Linked DNA regions of Homo sapiens: region 2 is linked to region 1. A link is a loop called in an ENCODE intact Hi-C map of the cell type or tissue named here. Cell type or tissue: A673. All regions are shown on one strand. Links, peaks and the distances in the headings refer to the core of each region. The heading gives the core; the rest is flanking DNA.

Evidence for each region. Peaks named below come from ENCODE experiments on the same cell type or tissue, not always from the same donor. Only the 100,000 strongest peaks of a DNase experiment are listed, where the experiment ranks them.
Region 2: a loop joins it to region 1, with 3 times the contacts of the local background. A loop is called at or near these places in 1 of 110 quality-filtered maps.

What each region holds. Positions count from the first base shown.
Region 1 is chr11:48,206,245-48,214,581 of GRCh38, forward strand. No RefSeq gene overlaps it. Among named protein-coding and RNA genes, the nearest start is that of OR4B1, 6.4 kb to the right of the region's middle. In A673, for the core only: a CTCF peak has its summit at 4,036; no DNase peak of the experiment used is centred there; H3K27me3 peaks cover 2,836 bases.
Region 2 is chr11:48,150,233-48,158,569 of GRCh38, forward strand. PTPRJ (protein tyrosine phosphatase receptor type J) reads left to right here. Exons shown (of 25, transcript NM_002843.4): 19 at 3,564-3,654; 20 at 5,569-5,642; 21 at 5,753-5,887. Among named protein-coding and RNA genes, the nearest start is that of MIR3161, 58 kb to the left of the region's middle. In A673, for the core only: no CTCF peak of the experiment used is centred there; a DNase peak (open chromatin) is centred at 4,139.

The sequences.
Region 1 (8,337 bases), core at 111-8,110:
CAGAAGAATGAAACAGGATTCCTATGTTTCACAATATATAAAAATTAACTCAAGATGAGTTAAAGACTTAAATACAAGACCTAAAACTATAACTATAATAGAAAAAAGCCTAGAAAATACCATTCTGGACATAGGCCCTGGCAAAGATTTCACATTGAAGATGCCAAAAGCAATGGTAACAAAACAAAAATTGACAAATGAGACCTAATTAAATTAAAGAGTATTCTGCACAACCAAGAAACTATCAACAGAGTAAATGGAAAACCTATGGGATAGGAGGAAATATTTGCAAACTATGCATCTGATGAAGTTGTAATATCCAGAATCTATAAGAAAATTAAACAATTCAACAAACAAAAAACAAATAACCTGATTAAAAAGTAGGCAAAGGACATGAACAGACACTTCTCAAAAGAAGACATGCAAGCAGCCAACAAACATATGAAAAGATGCTGAACATCATGAATCATCAAAGAAATGCACATCAAAAGCACAATGAGATATTATCTCATGCCAGTGAGAATGGCTATTATTAAAAAGTCAAAAAATAGCAGATGTTGGCAAAGCTGCAGTGAAAAGGGAACACTTGTACAGTCTTGGTGGGAATGTACATTAGCTCAACCACTGTGAAAAGCAGTTTGGAAATTTCTCAAAGAACTAAGACTTGAACTACCATTTGACTCAGCAATTCCATTACCAGGTACATATCCAAAGGAAAATAAGTTGTTCTACCAGAAAGACATATGCACTCATATGTTCATTGCAGCAGTATTCACAATAGCAAAAACATGGAATCAACCTAGGTGTCCATCAATGGTGGAATGGATAAAGACAATGTGATGCATATATACCATGGAATACCGTGCAGCCATAATACTCATGCTCTTTGCAGCAATGAAATCATGCCCTTTGCAGCAACATAGATGCAGGTGGAGTCCATTATCCTAAGTGAATTAATGCAGGACCAGAAAATCAAATACTGCAGATTCTCATTTACAAGTGGGAGCTAAACATTGGATACACATGGACATAAAGATGGGAACAATAGACACTGGGGCTACTAGGTGGTAGAGAGAGAAAGGGGAACAAGGCCAAAAAGCTACCTATTGGGTACTATGATTACTATCTGGGTAACAGGATCATTTATTCCCTAAACTGCAGCGTCATGCAATATATCTATGTAAGAAACCTGCACATGTATCCACTGAATCTAAAATAAAAGTTAAAATAAAAAAACACTTTATTTCCTTTGGTTGATTTTCTGTTTTACTTTTTTACTCTTTATTATATTTTAATTTGAATATTCTCCATTTGGTACCTTAACCTTTATTATTGATATAATTTTTCTTTTTGTCCTATATTTTCCTGAATTCAATCAAGTCTCATTTCATCTCTTTGTGATCTTAAAATTCCATTTCTGTTCTTAATTTTTATGTTCCTCAAAGTGTTATTTTTATATATAAATTTTTGTTTGAGGATATTTAATTCAGTTTTGAGTACTGTGTTGCAGATTTCTTCAGCTTTGCAGTTGCATTTTAAAAAAGAATTTACATCGCTTTATTAGCTGAGTGCTTTTATTCACATTTTCATGTCTTTTCACAAGACTTTTGTTTGGATATAGTTTTCCTCCTTTTTTTCCTATGGGCATGGTTTTGATTTTTTAAATTTATTTATTTATTTATGTATTTATATATTTATTTATTTATTTATTTACTTTGCAAGAGTGATATAGCTCCTGCTCCTCTAGTGTCCCATCCTTACTGTCAGCAGGAAGAAGAAGGAAGGCAGAAAAGTCAAGGATGAAGAGCAAAGTGCTGACTAAACAAACCAATTAAGTCTGAACTCTTTAGAAAGTTTCCAGATGCTTATCAAGTGACCTTTGCTTGCGTTTTATTGGCCGGACTTGGATCACATTGCCACATCTAGCTTCAAGGGAGTCTGGAAATGTGACTATTTTCCTCTGGGCAGGATTAGAAAAGAATAAAGCCAGTAAAGGCATTAGCAGTATTTGCCATAGAAGAGGAGGAAAAATGTTTTTATTAGACACTTCCTTGTTCATGGAAGAAATATTAGTAATTATTTTTGGTGCTCCTAATTTGATTTTTAATTTATTGCCTTTTTGCTATGAAATGTGATGCAAAGACCTACACATTAAACTGGATAATAGTCCAACTGCATAAATTTAAAATCCAAATAAACACTTATGGAACCTCTACTATGTATGAAGCATTGTGTTAGATAACCATTTAACATAGGTTATTTCATCTCCCATCTAACAATCCTGAAGGTATGCATTATCGTGGCCATTTAACAGATGAGAAAGGTGAGACTAAAAGCTGCTAACTAAATTTGCTTTCTTTTAAAAATTTTTTTTAAATTATACTTTAAGTTCTGGGGTACATGTGCAGAATGTGCAGTTTTGTTACATAGGTATACACATGCCATGGTTGTTTGCTGCACCCATGAACCCATCATCTACATTAGGCATTTCTCCTAATGCTACCCCTCCCCTAGTCCCCCACCCCGTGACAGGCTCCAGTGTGTGATGTTCCTCTCCCTGTGTCCATGTATTCTCATTGTTCAACTCCCACTTATGAGTGAGAACATGCAGTGTTTGGTTTCCTGTTCTTGTGTTGCTGACTTAATTTTCTAGGGTTACCAAGCTAGTAAGTGGTGAAAACAATCTGACATGCGTTTTTCCTGATGCAGCCTTTCCACAATGCAGTTTTTTTCAAAACTGAACATTTTTTAAAGATCACTTTTAGTCAGGTGGTATATCTTCACTAGTATATAAATGCTAGTAATTTGTTCCAAAAGTTCCCTTTCCTCATAGGTACAAAAGACATCCCACATGACGTTTGCAATATTTCCCTAAGAATTGGCATCTACTCCTCAATGTGTAATTAAAGGTAGAGAATGATGCAGCTCAGAGAATTCAGGAGATTATTTTTTGTTATTGTTATTTATTTATTTTTTTTGAGACAGAGCCTCACTGTTGCCCAGCCTGGAGTGCAATGGCACGATCTTGGCTCAGTACAACCTCTGCCTCCCAGGTTCAAGCGATTCTCCTGCCTCAGCCTCCCAGGTAGCTGGAATTTCAAGCACACCACCATGCCGGACTAATTTTTGTATTTTTAGTAGAGATGGTGTTTCACCATGTTGGCCAGGCTGGTCTCAAACTCCTGACCTCAGGTGATCCACCTCCCTCGGCCCCCCAAAATGTTGGGATTACAGGCATGAGCCACCACACCAGGCTGCAGTTTTCTTGACACTCTTCTCTTTATGGTGCTTGCTGCTCTTCTAGGTCTCACTTGGCGGCCCTCTGGAAGCTCATGATTCCTCTTTGTAACAAAGTGGCTGCAGCAGTTCTAGACCTTCGCTCAACACTATTCAGAGCAAATATTTCTGTCTCTTCTGGTATCTTCTGTTTAAGATAGAATAAAGATAGAATAAGCTTTTTGTTTTTTTTTTTTTTTCCTGTAAATACCTCAAATGCCTTGCTGTCTCCCTGACTAGGTTACTTTCCATCCCTGAACCAAAGGGGTGGTTTTTGTAGATCTGCTTAAGCCAATTAAAGTCCATTTCTAGGTGACCAACATTATGCAAAATACATGGCTGGGGCTGGGGTGGTGTGCTTTCACCAAAGAAAATCTGGGTAGTTTTGACAGCAATAGAAGAAAATAGTATCGACAGAAGAATAAAAATGCTCAAGAAGCAAATTGCAGAGTTGCTGTCAACATTAAAGACAATGACTGCAAAATGTTTGGGATAGTGCCTGGCACATAGTAGGTACCCAATAAATAGCAGCTATTATTATTATTGGGGCCATCATCAATATCTTCATCACTTATGGGGCGCTTAGGAGAACAGAGTCTAAGTGATCTTGAAGTGTAGAATGTTAGAACAAGAAGGGATGTGAAAGATAATTGAGACCAATTCTGTCATTTCATGGCTGTGAAACTACAAACCATGGAGGCGATGGAACTTGCCTAAAGTCCCCCTGCTGGCGGCCGGTCACCCTGACCTATCCTCTCTTTTCTTCTCCCTTCAGTTGCATATTTCCGTGGTTAACTCAGAAAACTCTCCTAATGTCTCTAGCTGCCTTCTCTCAGAGCGTAACTACCAGATGGTTGGGACTTCATAAACGTCTGTCAATGAATTAGTTGAAACACATTTTGGAACTTTTCCTAACTTGCAGTTTATTGGCAAAATTTCACACTAGAGACAAGAAATTCCATTGGGAAATTTAGTTCCCTGATTACAGCTTGTGGGTCAATTTATTTCAAATAGTTCAAAGCATCTCAATGTTGAAAAACAATCATTGGTCTTCTAGTGAGTGGGTGGGTTTTCTAAACTAAAAACCAGAATTAAAAAATCATTATTTAGTTGCTTCCTGTAGTTTAGTTTTTTCTGTTTCTCAATAGTTGATCCAAAGATTGGCCAGGGGATTGGTTTCCTGAATCCTTCCTTTTGTAATTTATCCACATCAACATAGGCTGTTCATTTTATGAAAGATCACAGGACCCCGGGGAATTTTGTTGTGTGGAAACAAGATTTACTTGTTCATTGGCAACAAAAATCATAAAATCAAGATCACTAGAAAGGAATCCCAGGGTCATGGAAAGAGCACTTATTTGTACCTCAGCAACTTGATTAATAAATAATGAGCTGTGTAACTTTGAAAGGTCAATTAAATTCTCTGGCCCTTTATTGCATCATCTGAAAACTAAGGATATTGAATTGATGGTCTACAAATTTATTCAGCTCTAAAATTTCTTTGATTTCACCTGATGCCTTAGCTAAGATGAAGTGGTTTAATCTGCTGGGGTGCTTTCAATGCAGATGCAGAAGCTGAGTGGAAGATTCTTGTTCTGAAGAGGGGCCTCCTGTGTTGCAAGTCACACTCCTTCAGTCCCGTCAGCCCTGGACACCCCTCTGAATGATGAGCACTTGCCACCGAGGAAGAAAATTTTCCTCAGCCTAGGGAGAAGGAGCCTCCCATTCCATTCCCTGTTCTAAGGCTGAATATTACCCAAGGAAGGTAGGTAATGCCCTATCCAGAAAGAGTTCTCAGGTTCACTGAGCATGAGTTAGAGGCGCCAAATCTCTGTGTGACCTAGGGTGAGTCGCTTTCCTAGGCTCAGTTTCTGACTCTGTAGAAAGGAGAGGCCTGGATAGGATGTGTCTTAAAGTTCTGCCCGGCTTTCACTTTCTGGGATTCCATGCAGTACCACTTGGGGGTCCAAAGGGGTGGTGGGAAGGAGACCTTGTGATGTGGCTTTGAGCTCATAGCAATGGGTCTTCCAGGCTCTCTCTCACTTACTGCTTCGTTCCTGTTGTACTTCTCTCACTGGGGCTTCACGTTAGAGGATACAATTCTACCTAGTTAGTGTTTAGATGATAATTTTCCAACCTAAGCTTTTACATGTAATCCATGACCCAATGGTGAGGGATTTATTTGGGAAAGTGCTGGAAAAAAGAGGTGGTAATTTATTATCAAATAGCTGCTTTTATCTTGGGGAAGGTGGAAAGAGAAAGCAGAAAGAAATGTAAATAAATACCAGAAAATCTGAGCTAAGAAAAGCTACTATTTATGGAAAGTTTTGTATTTGCTGGGCAACCCTGTGAAGTACTTTATATATTTTATCTCACATCTAATTCTTGCAACAACTATGCCAGATATAAATTGCTACTCTATTGAAAAAAAAACTGTTAATAAGGGCACATGATAGGTGAGCGGTAGAGCTAAGAGTTGGCTCCCAATTTCAACACCCACCCTCTTTACCACTGCTTTAGACCAATTCCTGAGAAGAGTGAAAGGCAGCTTAGCCAGGGGTCCTTGCTTTGTTTTCATCTGTCCTTTAGAGGACGCTGAACCATGAACTATTTCCTCCACTAAAAGGCAGGTCACTTGCCCTTCTGGATTCATCACCTCTGTGCTCTCACGATGACTTCATTAAGCCATCTGACATAATTGTATTAAATTCCCCTAATAGGCTTTTTTGTTTGTTTTTAAAATATATATCATGTGGCCCATTATGGTAACCTTCTCAGCATAAGGACTTATGATGTGTGCGTGTGTGTGTGTAAGAGATTTAGCACTTTAAGTGAGAACTGGGCAATTCATGTCCAAGTAACACTGGACAAAAGAAAGGACAAAAAATGTCTTCTGGAAAACATAATGATGTTAGGGTCCTCCCCACTCAGCTCATAGAAGATAATCTAGAAGTAGATAAAGTATCTCAATTGCAAAATTGCAGCATGTGTGACTTTGACCCAGTGCAGTTAAATGCTTATTTCTGAAATAAAAATGATCTACATTGTTCATAATTTTATATACTTGGTGAGAAAGAGTCTCAGGTAGGTTATAAGAGGTCAACAGACTTAAAAGAAAATGTAGAGAGATAGCATTAAAGAATCTAGTTTTTTTCTTATCAATCTACTGGTTAATCAGTTTATCATCAACCAAGGGTCTACATATATACTGTGTACCATCTGTGAGGCTGACATTTAGGTGCTGTGTGGGTTCAAGGCGTAACAAACTTCAACTCTTTTTCTAACGACAAACAGATGACTGTAATGCCACAATGAGAGAGAGAAAAAAAGAGACTGTATAAAGATAAAGTGTGATGCATTTTGTGCTTTCAACTGTAGGTGGTAGAATAACTTCATTTATGTATTTAAAAATTCAATTAAATGAACATTTGCCGAGAAGTTATTTGGAGGATTCAGAGATGAATAAAGTCAGCAAAGAAGACAGATACAGAAACAAAAATGACAATAAAATATGCTAACTACTTCAGTAGAAATATGTAAAAAACATGGAAGAAGGCTGGGCATGGTGGCTCCCACCTGTAATCCTAGAGCATTGGGAGGATCACTTGAAACCAGGAGTCTGAGGCCAGCCTGGGCAACATTGTGAGATGCCATCTCTACAAAAAAATTAAAAAATTACCTGGGCCTGGTAGCATGCACTTATAGTCCTAGCTACTGAGGAGGCCAAGGCAGAAGGATCCCTTAAGCCTAGGAGTTCAAGATTACAGTGAGCTATGATCATGCCACTGCACTCCAGCCTGGTTGAAACAGTGATACCTTGTCTCAAAAAAGTAAAACAACAACAAAAGCAGGCAAGAGGTGTTTCCTGGCAGTGCAGCGATGGGTGGTGTTTGACCTGAGTATTAAAACAAGAAGAAAAGTTAGAGAGTCAAGGCATGTGCACCAACCAAGCAGAGGGATTAGTTTATGCAAAGAGACAGTTTTTTAGAATGATATATCATTCAGAATGGCTGGAGTACAAGCTCCAGTTGAGAGTGATGGCAACTGAATATAGAAAGATGAACAAGCTCCAGTTCTGGAGAGTCTTAATGTCATGCTGATGGTATTGGATTTAATCTCGTAGTCAGTGGAAAACCGTTGCTAGATTTCAAGTCAATGCATGACTTGATCAGATTTGCATTTTAGAAGTATAACAATCATAATAACTTACATTCTTTGAGGGCTTGCTATGAAATGAATACTGTGTGCCTTCTTGCATTTAGCAGAAGGATGACTTAAACTGATTTCCAGAGTTGAGAGCAGAGATAAATAGTAACCAGAGAAAGCTTCCTAGACAGCGGACCTTGTAGACTAGCTGGCACTTGGAGAGGGAAGCAAAAAGGGGTGATACATCAGGTAATGTGAAAAGTAGGAAAGATTCACCTGTGTTGGGGATCAACTTGTATTTATGAGAAGGTGAGGAGACCTCTGAATAGAACTGAGATTGTGTGCGGTTTAGTGCCCCGTAAAGTGGGTTCGAAGGGGCCTGTGGAGGTCCTGTAGAGGTTTCTAAAAGTCAGATGGAAGAATTTAGGATGGATTACCAGCCAACAGGGAGACAATGGCAATTTCTGAATGACTTGGAACTGAGGGAAGAGGAAGAATTTCTAACGTGAGTATGTAGAATAGACTGGGGATGAAGACTGGGGATGTCTGGGGACAGATGAAGTATGTAGGTGTCTGCAGTCATCCTCATGTGAGTTTATGTCCTACTTGAAGATGGCAGCTGCAGGAAGACAGAGGAGGAAACTGGTGAAATCAACAGGACATAAAGATTGTGTAAATATGACAGGTGGAGGAGGCATGAATTAGATGTGACTCCATGGTTTCAATCCTGAGGGACAGGGAAAATGATGGTGCTGCTATAAGGCCCAGTGTGAGAGGGGTTTCTTCAGCTCACCTGCGCTGGAAGAGAATGACAGATTCCATAGCTTGGTCTCACCAGCTGCAGTTCTGCCTCCCACCAAAATCCTTGCCTTTGGGTAAAGTAGGAGAGGGGAATCCCTGAGTCTCACACTCTGC
Region 2 (8,337 bases), core at 116-8,115, 56 kb before region 1:
CTGGGATCTGAGGGGAGTTGGTGGATGGGTGGCAGGTAGCTGAAAGAACACTCGAGGGACTGTAGGCAGTTGGGACATGGCTTTATTCTCTCTCCTACAGAGTCAGCAGTGCAGTTATATTACTCACAGACAATAGTGGCTCAAAGCCAGGTATGAACTCACACAAACAGGTTACATTAAATGGCTATATAACGCAAGGGGTTGTTGCGCTCCAAACCCTTTGCGTCATACTGTCCTGGATGTCTACCTTGGACTACTCCTGACTGAAGCACAGCCACTTTCCTTAGAAATTGGCTTGTTTTTCCTGAAAGTTAGAAAACTGTTAACAGAAACTAGGAATTCAAGTCAGGGAACTGTTAGCCACAATACTTAGGAAGCTATATGAGCTGGAAAGAAACCAAATGGGCATGTAGAGGTCTGGGGCTTGATGGCAGTGTGGCCTAGGATGGCTTGTGAGGCTCACTTCTGAAGCCCTGCACAAGGAATTTCTTGGCCAGTGTCTGCCTTTCAGTTCCCCATGCTGTGCTCCAACCAGCCCAGGAACCAGCCCTGCTCAGAGTGACCATGCACACTCGTCCTCCTGTGCTGCCCTGTCCAGCATCTCTGCCTTTGCTCTCTTGAAATCCTGCTCAGCACTCAGCACAGTGCACATGCTGCTTCCTCCATGGGCATTCTGGGATCCCATTAGGAGGACTTGAGTTCTGTGTGCTCAGACTGCCTTGTTTCCCCTGTTGCTTGTTACCAATATTCAGCATTTCTTTAATTCTGCCTTTTTGTAATGTTAGTTTTTTCTGTGTACAGTACACCTCTCCTCCAGGTTGCAACTGCTTGAAGGCAAGGGTTATCCTTTTTCCTATATTCTAACCTTTGTATTAGTTCTCTAGGCTGCCATAAAAAAGCACCACAAACTGGGAGGCTGAAAACAACAGAAATTTACTGTCTAGAGGCCACAAGTCCCAAATTAAGGTGTGGGCAGGGTCACACTCCCTTCTAAACCTCTGGGCAGCGCCCTTCCTTGCCTCCGCAGCTTCTGGGAGCCCCAGGCGTCCCTTGGTTTTGTGGCAGCAACACTCTGATGTCTGCCTCTGTGTTCACATGGCCATCTCCCCTCATGTGTCTATGTCTCTTTGTCTCTTTTCCTCCTATAAGGACACTAGTCATATGGGATTCAGGGCCCACTCTAATCTAGTATGATCTCATTTTAATTTGTTTACATTTGTAAAGAGCCTTTTTTTTTTATACTTTAAGTTCTAGGATACATGAGCACAACATGCAGGTTTGTTACATATGTGTACATGTGCCATGTTGGTGTGCTGCACCCATTAACTCATCATTTACATTAGGTATATCTCCTAATGCTATCCCTCCCCCCACCCCATGACAGGCCCCGGTGTGTGATGTTCCCCTCCCTGTGTCCAAGTGTTCTCATTGTTCAATTCCCACCTATGAGTAAGAACATGCGGTGTTTGGTTTTCTGTCCTTGCGATCGTTTGCTGAGAATGATGGTTTCCAGCTTCATCCATGTCCCTACAAAGGACCTGAACTCATCCTTTTATGGCTGCATAGTATTCCATGGTGAATGTGTGCCACATTTTTCTTAGTCCAGTCTATCATTGATGGGCATTTCGGTTGGTTCCAAGTCTTTGCTATTGTGAATAGTGCTGCAATAAACATACATGTGCATGTGTCTTTATAGCAGCATGATTTATAATCCTTTGGGTATATACCCAGTAATGGGATGGCTGGGTCAAATGGTATTTCTAGTTTCATATCCTTGAGGAATCACCACATTGTCTTCCACAATGGTTGAACTAGTTTACAGTCCCAACAACAGTGTAAAAGTGTTGCTATTTCTCCACATCCTCTCCAGCACCTGTTGTTTCCTGACTTTTTAATGATTGCCATTCTAACTGGTGTGAGATGCTATCTCATTGTGGTTTTGATTTGCATTTCTCTGATGGCCAGCGATGATGAGCATTTTTTCATGTGTCTTTTGGCTGCATAAATGTCTTCTTTTGAGAAGTGTCTGTTCATATCCTTCGCCCACTTTTTGATGGGGTTGTTTGATTTTTTCTTGTAAATTTGTTTAAGTTCTTTGTAGTTTCTGGATATTAGCCCTTTGTCAGATGGGTAGATTGCAAAAATTTTCTCCCATTCTGTAGGTTGCCTGTTCACTCTGATGGTAGTTTCTTTTGCTGTGCAGAAGCTCTTTAGTTTAATTAGATCCAATTTGTCAATTTTGTCTTTTGTTGCCATTGCTTTTGGTGTTTTAGACGTAAAGTCCTTGCCCATGCCTATGTCCTGAATAGTATTGCCTAGGTTTTCTTCTAGGGTTTTTATGGTTTTAGGTCTGACATTTAAGTCTTTAATCCATCTTGAATTAATTTTTGTCAGTTTCAGCTTTCTACATATGGCTAGCCAGTTTTCCCAGCACCATTTATTAAATTGGGAATCCTTTCCCCATTGCTTGTTTTTGTCAGGTTTGTCAAAGATCAGATGGTTGTAGATGTGTGGTATTATTTCTGAGGGCTCTGTTCTGTTCCATTGGTCTATATCTCTGTTTTGGTACCAGTGCCATGCTCTTTTGGTTACTGTAGCCTTGTAGTATAGTTTGACGTCAGCTAGCATGATGCTTCCAGCTTTGTTCTTTTGGCTTAGGATTGTCTTGGCAGTGCAGGCTTGTAAAGAGCCTATTTCTAAATAAGATCCCACTCATAGGTATTGGGGGCGAGAAATCCAACATATCTTTTTGGGGCACAGTTTAACCCATATCACCTCTACATTTCCACTTTGTTCTTTTGCTACCAAAACACCACGGGTTTGGTCTAGGTCCTGCTCCTCACCTTTACAGAAAGCCAATCACTGAGATGACAAATATTGCCGGGGAAGAAAGCTTTAATCGGGTGCTGCAGCCAAGGAGATGGGAGCTGAATCTCAAATCCATCTCGCTGACTGACTAAAACCAGGGGTTTATACAGCAGGAAAGAAATGTAACAATGTGTAAGAAAACAGGAACTAGGGGCTGGGCATGGTGGCTCACGCCTGTAATCCCAGCACTTTGGGAGGCCAAGGTGGGTGGATCACGAGGTCAGGAGATCGAGACCATCCTGGCTAACATGGTGAAACCCCGTCTCTACTAAAAATACAAAAAATTAGCCAGGCGTGGTGGTGGGCGTCTGTAGTCCCAGCTACTCGGGAGGCTGAGGCAGGAGACCGCGCCACTGCACTCCAGCCTGGGCGACAGAGCGAGACTCTGTCTCAAAAAAAAAAAAAAAAAAAAAAAAAAGAAAACAGGAAGTAGGGAGGGGCAAGGAGGCATCTGGTGCAGTGATCTGACTAGTTTCAGTTCTTTGTTACTCCCTGAAGGTCCTTTCCTGAGAAAGGAACTCAGATAAAACAAATACAAGTTTCAGGCTTTAATAGCAGAAGGGTAAATTTCTATGTTTATTCAAAAACAACTTGTCTATGGGACTGTTGGGCTGGTTTCACTGTCATATGCTATGCTAAATATGAATAATATTTGAAGACTAAATAAATGAACACCTCATTTGTTTTGTTTTCAGGATCTGAAGCTTGTTGGAATTAGTCAACCTAAATATGCAGCAGAACTGGCTGAGAATAGAGGAAAGAATCGCTATAATAATGTTCTGCCCTGTAAGTTATTTTATCTACAGCATCTTCTCTGTGTTCCATCAGTGGCCATCACATCTCTAAGTGTAGAGGGGAGGGAATCAGTGATCCTAAGTAACCACTTCCACAACCATTCATTAGTCACCTACTTCCACAACCATCCATTATTCACCTACTATGTGCTAAGCACTATATTTAGGTGCATTCTCTTAAATCCTCACAACAGCCTTATGAAGTAGGTAGTAGAATATTTGTTTTGCAGATGAGGAAAATGCACAGAGTGGTTAGGTGATCTTTCCAAGGTTACACAGGTAGTGACGGGAAAACTCGGCTTTGTACTAGGTCTGTCTGTCTCAGTAAGGGAAAAGGCCAGAGTCTGTGTTCTTAACCCCTCTGTCTCACAACTATTTATTTCAGTTCTATAATTCTGGAATGAAAGTGAGCAGAGGGAGACGGGGAGTCACACTCTCTGTGTCCAGACACATGGGCTGAGTGAATTCCACAGCTAAGTATGACTTATATTTAGCTCATTTCCTGTTTTTGAGAATTAACAATGTCTGCATCTTAGTCAACAGGATTACAGCAAATTGAGTTTAAAATAAGAATTATTTATTACATCAAACCATTAGATGAAATGTAAATAATTCTCCATTGAAAGTTCCTTGTAATCTCTCTTTTGGGTGGGGATTAGGGCACAGAGAGGAGCATAAGCAGATTGTAGCCATGTTCTGATGGAGCTGAAATTGATAGACTTTGCAGATAATTTTTACATCAGGACGTCATCATCTTTATTCGAAGCCGTGTTTTTCATTCCTGGACTAAAACATTAAGTTCTTTTTAAATTCAGCATTTTCTAGTTCTTGGGTTCTTTCTCTCCATTTATTTCCTTGTACTTGACAAGGAGTATTGGCCCATGTTCTGAGGGAAATGCTTTTAAAACTAGGCTGGGGGTATTGCCCTTGTAAGGGTAATTTGGGATTATTGGCCCCTTTTTGTGAATGTCTGTGGAGATTCTCAGATCTGGAGTGGGAGCTGGGAAGTGGGTGTTTGGGTATTGTTCTTATTGGGAAGCCTTTAGGCTGAGACTCAGGTCAGTACTAGACTTAGCATTGTTATGTTATTTTGTCCAGAGGAGGGTGAGGTAGTACAATCAGAGACGGGGAAACTGAGGTGGTGCTGCTTCTGGCTCAGCCTGACACTTGCAGTTCTAAGGTTATTATTTCATCTCTTAAGTTGGGCAAGTTTGTGTGTATGCTTTTGAGATGACAATAATATTTATAAAACATAATTCTGTGTTTTAGACCCTCCTACTCATAGTAGTCTTATACATTCAATTTATACTTGAACTTGGTACTCTGTTTTTATAACAACTTGTTTATATGAGAATAGAGGCAGAGTAGAATGGTTAACCTAGGGACCTACCCCGTCCTAGTGGAAGGGGCACTAGATTTGAATTTTGACTGCCCCTCACCAGATATATGAACTTGGAGAAGTCACTTAATCTCTGTAACCCTCAGTTTCCTCATCTGTGAAACAGGGCAGTGGCTTGTAGGGTGGTTTTGAGGAGTAAATAAAATTGTTTAGCATATTCCCTCATGGTAGACACCTGAGGATGCTAATAGTAACAGGTTCATTTTATGTGAGAAGGCATCTGGTGTGGTTAAGATCTTGGGTCCTGGTGTCAGGCTGCAGGTTCAAATCCTGGCCCTGCCACTCATTAGCTCTGCTCTGGTGATCATGTGACTTCTCTGTGCCACGGTCATATAGAGTGACCATGAGGATTAAATGAGGTGGTCTATATGAAATGCCACACTGTGCATCTTCAAAGACACAAGTCCCAGTTTTGCCATTTTGAATTTCATTTTTTTTTCTGTTTTGTGTCCAACTTTACTAAAACATTTGCTTATAATGGGGACCTTTTTTCTTTTAATGTCACAGATGATATTTCCCGTGTCAAACTTTCGGTCCAGACCCATTCAACGGATGACTACATCAATGCCAACTACATGCCTGTAAGTTGGGGGACGGTCTCACAGCACTGGACTGTTTCGATGAAATCTTCAGTGTGCTTTGCTTCTTTCTGTTTCTTTGAGGTTGACTATGTGCTGTTTCCCATTTTTAGGGCTACCACTCCAAGAAAGATTTTATTGCCACACAAGGACCTTTACCGAACACTTTGAAAGATTTTTGGCGTATGGTTTGGGAGAAAAATGTATATGCCATCATTATGTTGACTAAATGTGTTGAACAGGGAAGAGTAAGTATCTTTTTTAGTTTTTAAAATTTAAAATTACATTAATTGCTTTTTATTGTGGCAGAAGGGTATCTTAAAAACCATTTGTTTCTTTAAAAAAACTCAAACATTAGCACTTTATTCTTATAAACTTGTTTTCTGTCTTTTTTTCCCCATAAGAGAAATGTTTAAAAACATTCTTTAAACAATTCTATTTTGTCATTATCTTTTTTTTGGACAAATATCAGTGTCTTCTGTTTATTACGTTGCTGCTGGAGTTAGTAAATAGCAAAATCTCCCAGGCCTAGTGCAAGATGCTGTTCACGGTGTGGCTCTGTTCTTCATTGGCCCCATGAACACGGACAAGCCCATCATGTCTCTAAGCAACCGGTGTCTTCATCTGTGAGATGAGGGTTTTCATCAGCTCCATGATTTTCAAATTTAGGTTGAGCACTGAACCCCTCCTGCCTCCACCCCAGGGTTTTTTTTTTTTTTTTTTTTTTTTTTTTTTTTTTTTGAGACAGGGTCTCCTCTGTCAGCCAGCCTGGAGTGCAGTGGTGCGATCATGGCTCACTACAGCTTTGAATTCCTGGGCTCCCTCCCACTTCAGCCTCCTGTGTAGCTGGGACTACAGGCGTGCACCACATGCCTGGATAATTTTTTTTATTTTTAGTGGAGGCAAGGTCTCACTGTGTTGCCCAGGCTGGTGTCAAACTCCTGACCTCAAGTGATCCTGCTTCCTTGGCCTCCCAAAGTGTTGGGATTTCAGGCGTGAGCCATCACACCTGGCCTGGAACCATTTCTTTAAGCAAAATCTCAGACTTATCCCTGGATAAGCCTCAGCAGCCTCCTCTCTCCTGCAACGTCCTGAAATCCCTCTTCTGCTTCCATCAAAGATAAGATTTTTTTTTTTTAGATGGAGTCTCACTCTGTCGCCAGGCTGGAGTGCCGTGGTGTGATCTTGGCTTTTGCAACCTCCGACTCCCTGGTTCAAGCGATTCTCCTGCCTCAGCCTCCCAAGTAGCTGGGATTACAGGCAGGCGCCACCATGCCCAGCTACTTTTTGTATTTTTAGTAGAGACAGGGTTTCACTATGTTGGCCAGGATGGTCTCAATCTCCTGACCTTGTGGTCCACCTGCCTTGGCCTCCCAAAGTGCTGGATTGCAGATGTGAGCCACCGCCCCTGGCCAATATTTTTTATAGTAATAAAATTCTGCATTTCCATGAATTGATGTGAAGAGAACTGAAAAACACATGCTAATCTAAAAAAATGCTGTGCCTTAGGAATGGGACTTAATGTTGCTTTATGAGTTGTTTTTAAGTGTAGGTTCATTGCTTGAGGAATAGGATTCGATTCCTTAAGCCAGTGGATCTCAAACTTTAGCATCCATCAGCATCACCAGGAGGGTGGTTCTACCCTCAGAGTTTCTAATTCGGAATTGCGTTTCTGCCAGTTTCTGGGTGATTCTACTGCTGTGGCACCAGGGTGCACACTTGGAGTGGTACTGTCCCCAGGATAGTGGGAGCCCTTCAGGCATCATTTCTTTTATTGTTCTTTAATTCATGGTAAGCTAGCAGATGTTTATCCAGCCCCTGGTATATGTAAGATCCTGTGCTAGGGGCTGAGGATGGAGGAGGGAAAGATAACAGAGCAGTAAGAGATGACGCCCATCCTCATGTTGCTTGTGATAGAGGGTGGGCTCCTTACCCTCTTGTTGAATCAGGAGAATAGGCTGTAATAGAAATAAAAGCGTTTTTAAAATGAATGCTGATAGGCTGGGTGCAGTGGCTTACAGCTGTAATCCCAGCACTTTGGAAGGCCATGGTGGGCAGACCACCTGAGGTCAGGAGTTTGAGACCAGCCTGGCCAACATGGCGAAACCCATCTCTACTAAAAACACAAAAATTAGCCAGGCGTGGTGGTGCATGCCTGTAATCCCAGCTACTTGGGAGGCTGAGGCAGGAGAATGGCCTGAACCCAGGAGGCGGAGGTTGCAGTGAGCCAAGATTGCACCACTGCACTCCAGCCTAGGCAACAGAGCAAGACTCTGTCTCAAAACAAAACAAAACAAAAAAAGAAGAATGCAAATAAGCTTTTTAATACTGTTGAGCCCAGGGCCTTATACATGAAACATTCTTATAAATCTATCTGTTAGACAAACAAAAATGACATAATTACATTAATGGAGAACATGAAGATGAATTTAAATGGTCTTTTGTTCATCTAAAATCAAGATTGAAGTTAGTCTTAGTGACCCTGGGTGAATGGGGAAGGGAGTGTATTTTCTGCACTAGATTCTCCATATATGTTATTTTTTTTCTGTAACAACCCTGTGAGGTATTATGATTTCATAGATGAGGTAACTGAGGCTTGGGGAGTTTAAGAACTTGCCCACAAGGTAGGAACAAAAATATACCTGGTAAGAGGCTGAGCTGGGAATCAACTCCATGTCAGTGTGTATCCAGATCCTGG